Regions from separate parts of the Homo sapiens genome. Here region 2 is linked to region 1. The links are chromatin loops, found by intact Hi-C in ENCODE. Cell type or tissue: breast epithelium. All regions are shown on one strand. Links, peaks and the distances in the headings refer to the core of each region. The heading gives the core; the rest is flanking DNA. Region 1 has its middle 120 kb from the start of MIR4757. Region 2 has its middle 16 kb from the start of LINC01808.

Region 1 (2,823 bases), core at 32-2,531:
AAAAGAGCCTCATAGGATAAGTCAAATAACAGCACTTTTTTAGTCAGTCCAATCCCAAGACCAAATTCCATGGCCCTGAATATGTGTGTTATATAAGTTCAGAGATAACAGACAGCAAAAGTTGGGTAGGTCTTCTCTGAGGAGGCGACATGACAGTGTTTTCTGGAGTAAAATTGCTGCAGAAGCAAGCCATGTGACATAGGGCTTTCTCCTTTTGCTAAGTTGGAGTCAGGTCATGGTGTGCCTGGAGTGGCTGCCAGTGGAGTTTACTAGACAGGGGGCATACACAGTTACAGATACATCGTCAGCACACAGACTCACCTTCCTTTTTCCAGCCTCATCTGTATCTGATGCCTCAGGAAAACAATACCTCACTCATATACCACACTTAATTTGTCTCAGGCGGTATTCCTAGTGCTTTGCACATAATAACTTAATGATTGCTCATAACAGCCCTGTGACTTATGCACTATTTTTATTTCCATTTTTACAAGTTAAAGTGCTATCAAGTTGGCAGACACCCTGATAGGGAATGTTTTATCTTCTAATAGGCAAATGTCTTTCAGAGCCCGGAATCTACAAAAAAAGCTAAGTCTCATTTTCATCTCTGTTGAAATCCAGATAGTCTCTAAAGTTTAAGAGAATAAATGGCATTTAACTCATTAGTCTGCAAACAACACCACTGTATATTCTATTCACCAGCTTAAAGTACAGAAGTCAGAGCAGAGGTGGGGGCTCAGGGCATAAATTTACCATCTGTGATGAAATGTAATCAGATCCGAGGAGTTTCCACTTTGAAGTCTTCCTGAATCTGTGTGGGTTACAGGTCTGAACATATCACCAGCTTTGACAGGTGGCTTTATTTTTCATTTCAAAGGGGGAGAAAGAAAGGCAAGAAAACCAAGGGAACACATGCACAGCAGAGCTTTGAATGTTGCCCTCTCCCTGCACCACCCGCCGACAATGCTCACAGAGGCACTTTTCCCCATTCAGGTCACAAGGTCAGAGGAGCAAAAGCAGTTGCACTTGAATCTGTCCAGGGTTTTGTCCTCCCAGGCATAGTACTGTGAAAGCAGCCTTTCTCCAGCTCAGGGTGCCCACCTTTCTCCTCAGCTCCTAGAGTGAGCACAAACTAGCCCCACATTTTGGCCAGTGCCCCTGGGGTCAGGCACCAACCAGATGGTGTCGACAAATAGAAGGGACTCACCTAGAGGAGTGGCTCTTGTCATCTCAGAGTGGGATGACCATGTTTTTAAAGGTTGACAGGCAGCTGCCCTTCAGAATCACTGAGTCCATGGACTGCTGGTTACAACACTGAGCCTATCTAACCAACACCCTCACATCCTAAGCAAGACAGCACAGAGAGGGCTGAGCACTGCCAATGGCTCCCTCTGGGTAGGTGACTATAAGACTTAAATCCTGCCTACTTCTGAAAGGATTATCTGCTATTTATGCATGACAATGGAGCAAAGCCGAGCCCTGAGTGTTGCCAGGGCAAATTCAGGCAAGCACAAGCTTGTCCTAGCCTGCCTAGTGCCTCCTGCCTGAAGACCTGAGGAAGTCCCTGGAAAGGCTGACAATCACCACATCCCGTAGCACAAAGACGCCCACCCAGTGGAGACAAGGGACACCCTTTACAAGGCAGTCCACTGGGTTGGGGAAGAAGTTTCTTCAGGGGAAATGGGTCTGGTACATGAGATCAGATCCGTCACCTGGCTTTGCAGAGAAGGGTAACTACCTGTATCCAGGAGAGGTGACACTCAGCTTATCTTCCAACCCAATGCACTTGCTCAGGGCCAGTGCCAGAGCCCTCAGGACAGAAGCTTAGAGGGTAAGTCTCTGAAATCCTGTAAGGCTAGAGATCCTGTATGACACTGAGGCCACAAAGCAGCATAACTCCTGAGCTGAGTGCTACAGGGACAGGATTTGGCTTCTTTAATACATGATGTTTATTAGACATTTTTTCTGACTACAAACGTAATACATGCTCATTACAGAAAGATTAGAGACAGTGGGAAATCACAAAGGGGAAAACAAAAGTCACCTGGAGTCTTACCACTCCGGGCAAGTGAATATTACATTTGCCCAAGTCCATTTTTTAAGCTGTGAATATATTTTTTAAGAAATAAAAATAAATACTGTTTTGTAGCCTGCCTTTTTCCTTAGCAATATCACAAGAAAACTTTCCTCCGTCTGTACGTACTCTTCCACATACGGGCTTAGTGTCTGCTTAACGTCCCACTGTGTATATGTGTATGTATTTGTGCAAACTTCTTGTTGATCACTGGCTTCATTTCATCTTTCTTGATACTATAAATGTTCACTGAAGTGACCATGGGTATGTTTCACTTTGTGTACACCTCTCAATCTATCCTTAGGATAATTTTTTAAAATACAGCTATATGAACAAAGGGTTGGCATTTCCTATTTTCAAGAATTTTATTACATATTTAAGCTTTGAAATAACTAGAAAAGTCCTTTCCAGATTGCTCAGTTGGTGCCCTTGGCTTCATAAAGATTGAAGGTGACTCTGTCTTCCGAGTTCTGGCAGCCTTCAGGTTGCTTTTAGAATCCAGTTCCTGCCCCCAAGTGAAGTTTGATTAATGTGCGATGTCATCACTCAGGGCAAACCTGTATCCCATGATTGATCTTCGCAAATGCCCCTCTGCACTTGGTAGTATTGCAAAGTGTTTCAGGGCATGGATTTGGGGGTCAGCTAGGCCTGGGTTTGGGTCTCTGCTTCTCATTATTTTGTGACACTGGGCAAATTACTTAATCTCTTTCATTTTCCACTGTTATTATTATTGCTAACTACTCACTCAC
Region 2 (2,823 bases), core at 259-2,758, 220 kb after region 1:
AGTGACAGAGACATCATGACACTATAAAGAGAAGAAATAAAATAGGGCAGACCACACAGCTGGGTCTCTTGGAAACAGAACAGCATTCATAGTTGGAGAGCTGTCTGATGATACTCTCAACCTGTCTCCTCAGAAGTGCCATCCATTGTTCTCTACCGTGAAGGCCCACAATTCTTCTGAAGCAGCTTCTTTCTCTGATGCCTCTCTTCTCTGCTCTCCTGGTGTGTGTGTGTGTGTGTGTGTGTGTGTGTGTGTGTGTGTGTGTGTGCCAACCGCACCCCCACAAGAGAAAGAATCTGATTGGTTACCAGTCACCATTCAACATGGGGCACCTCTATCAGGCAGTTGTTGTACCACAATTCCTAACGAGCTGTTGGTCCAGCCTGTAGAGCAGCAGCACTGTCCAACAGAAATATAATGCCAGTGACAATTACAAGCAACATATGTAATTTTTAATTTTCTAGTAACTACTTTAAGAAAGTAAACTGAAAAAGGTGGAACTAACTGTAATAACATTTCATCTAACCCAGCATATCTAAATTTATATTTTAACATGTGTTGAGTAAAAAAAAATTAGTAATATGTTTTACTTCTTTTTTATATACTAAGTCTTTGAAATCCTGTGTGTATTTTATACTTGGACCATAACTTAATTCAGATTAGCCACATTTCCAGTGCTCAGTAGCCACATTTTCAGTGTTCAATAGCCACATGTGGCTAGTGCCTACTACACAGAACAGTATATTAAGTTGTTTTTGGCCAGAGGACTAACCTTCAGTTGCAACCATTATTGGTCAGAATAACAGGATCAAATGATATAATATGCTGAGAGAACTACCCCCATTTGCTTCATGAAGGTATTAAGGGCAAGAAGGGCATTCGGGGTCCCACAATCCATTCTCCTGCTTGTCCAAAGATGGTGTCAGTAGGTCTCTCCATCAATTAACATAAATAGGCTTCTACCTAAGCTGTACTGGTACTTTTATTCTGGTCTTCCCTACTAATAGACTAGAGACTACCTTTGTCTTTCTCCTATTTCCCAGTGATCTGGTAATTACTTTTACTTGAACAGCATTGAGTCTAGTTTTTATGTCACTGCCAAAGTTACCTTCAGCCATTTTTAATTACCCACATTCTCATACACATACATGCACCCAGGCTCATATACATTTATTTCTATAAAGCTTGTGATATATTTGCCATATTTTGTAAGCCTTCTGACCATAAAAGATTATTCAATAAATTGTATCTCCTCCTATATACACTTACTTAGTACATACCTCTATGGCAGCATTTATCACTATTATGGTAGAGATGTGTTTATTTTTTCCCCTTTCAGATAATGCACTCAATAAAGTCACTCTTAAATTCCAAGGGCTTAGCAAAGTATCTTGCACATAAATACCAATAAATATGTGACGGTTGAATAAATAAATGAATTATTATTTGTCCTGAAAATTCTCAATTGCACCTGATTATAAATGGATAAAGATTTTAGAATGAAGAAAAATTTAAAAGTACATATAAAATCTTGCATAATCATCTATATAATCTTTTTACCCTGATTATTTGCTTTAGAGAAGAAACTACAAGTTTTGCTTCAAAACAGAATAGGCTCAAAAGGGAAACAAGGTGTGCAATATGGTGTAACAAGAGCACCATTCAATAAAGAATAAGGTGTTATCCTCTCAGGCATTACAACTACTTTGCTCTATGAATGTAAATAAGTCCCTATGCTGTGTTATATTTAATGTTAAAATTAAAGCACTCTGGTTAGTTGATTATAAATGTCCTGTCTATCTATGTCTAACTTTCTATGATTGTAGAAATTCAAAAGTTGCAGATGAATAACATTTAAAAAAATCTGAGTCAAGGTTTTTATTATTTGCAATGGGAAAGATCTTAACTGATAATGGAATATTTGGTGCTTTGCTCTGCAATATCTTGTTTATGTCTACATCTCAAATTAGACCAAGTTTTTCATAGCAAAGACATTATGGTGGTATAATTAACAGCTGAAACAGAGAATGGCACAGGTTGGATTTGAATAAATGTTTGACTGACTATGAATACATGCGTGAGTAGCCATTACCTGTATCAAATACCCAGGATTGCCTTTGCTAAACAGTTAAAAGCAGGTGGAATGATGGCCTCTGTTTGGGATATCTTTGTTTCAGACTTAAAGTCTGAAGATAACAAATAAAAAGTTCTAACACTCCCACTTTGTGTCATATAGGCAGGAAATTCTTCCAATATATTTATAATTTATTGAGAAAGATATATTGATCTCTTCCATCATGATTGTGAATTTACATATATGTCCTTGTTCTCACTCATAAGTGGGAGTTGAACAATGAGAACACATGGACACAGGGAGGGGAACATCACACACTGAGGCCGGTCAGGAGGTGGGGGGAAAGGGGACGGAAAGCATTAGGACAAATACCTAATGCATGCAGGTCTTAAAATCTAGATGATGGGTTGATAGGTGCAAAAAACCACCATGGCACATGTATACCTATGTAACAAACCTGCACGTTCAGCACATGTTCTTTAAATTCCATCAAATTTTGCTGTTTTTGAAGGTATGTTATTAAGTGTAAGCAAATTTCAAATTGTTACACTATAATAGTGGATTAATCATTTTATCAGTAAGAAATGGATTTATCTGTATAATGCTTCTTGCCTTAGAGAAGATTGGTAATAGTGTAGCCATATCATCTTTCTTTTGATTAAGGTTTGCATCAGTGGTGTAAATGTTAAAACAAAGTTTTAACAGTCAAAATTTCTGAATGTTTCACAACCTTTCAAGCCCTTAATAGC

Evidence for each region. A loop is a pair of places that touch in the nucleus more often than their neighbours do. Peaks named below come from ENCODE experiments on the same cell type or tissue, not always from the same donor. Only the 100,000 strongest peaks of a DNase experiment are listed, where the experiment ranks them.
Region 2: it touches region 1 in a loop (14-fold over the local background); 1 of 110 quality-filtered maps calls a loop at or near these places.

The regions. Positions count from the first base shown.
Region 1 is chr2:19,227,436-19,230,258 of GRCh38, forward strand. No RefSeq gene overlaps it. Among named protein-coding and RNA genes, the nearest start is that of MIR4757, 120 kb to the right of the region's middle. RefSeq lists enhancers at 897-2,096, 1,181-1,727. In breast epithelium, for the core only: no CTCF peak of the experiment used is centred there; a DNase peak (open chromatin) is centred at 1,516; H3K27ac peaks cover 611 bases.
Region 2 is chr2:19,451,068-19,453,890 of GRCh38, forward strand. No RefSeq gene overlaps it. Among named protein-coding and RNA genes, the nearest start is that of LINC01808, 16 kb to the right of the region's middle. In breast epithelium, for the core only: no CTCF peak of the experiment used is centred there; no DNase peak of the experiment used is centred there.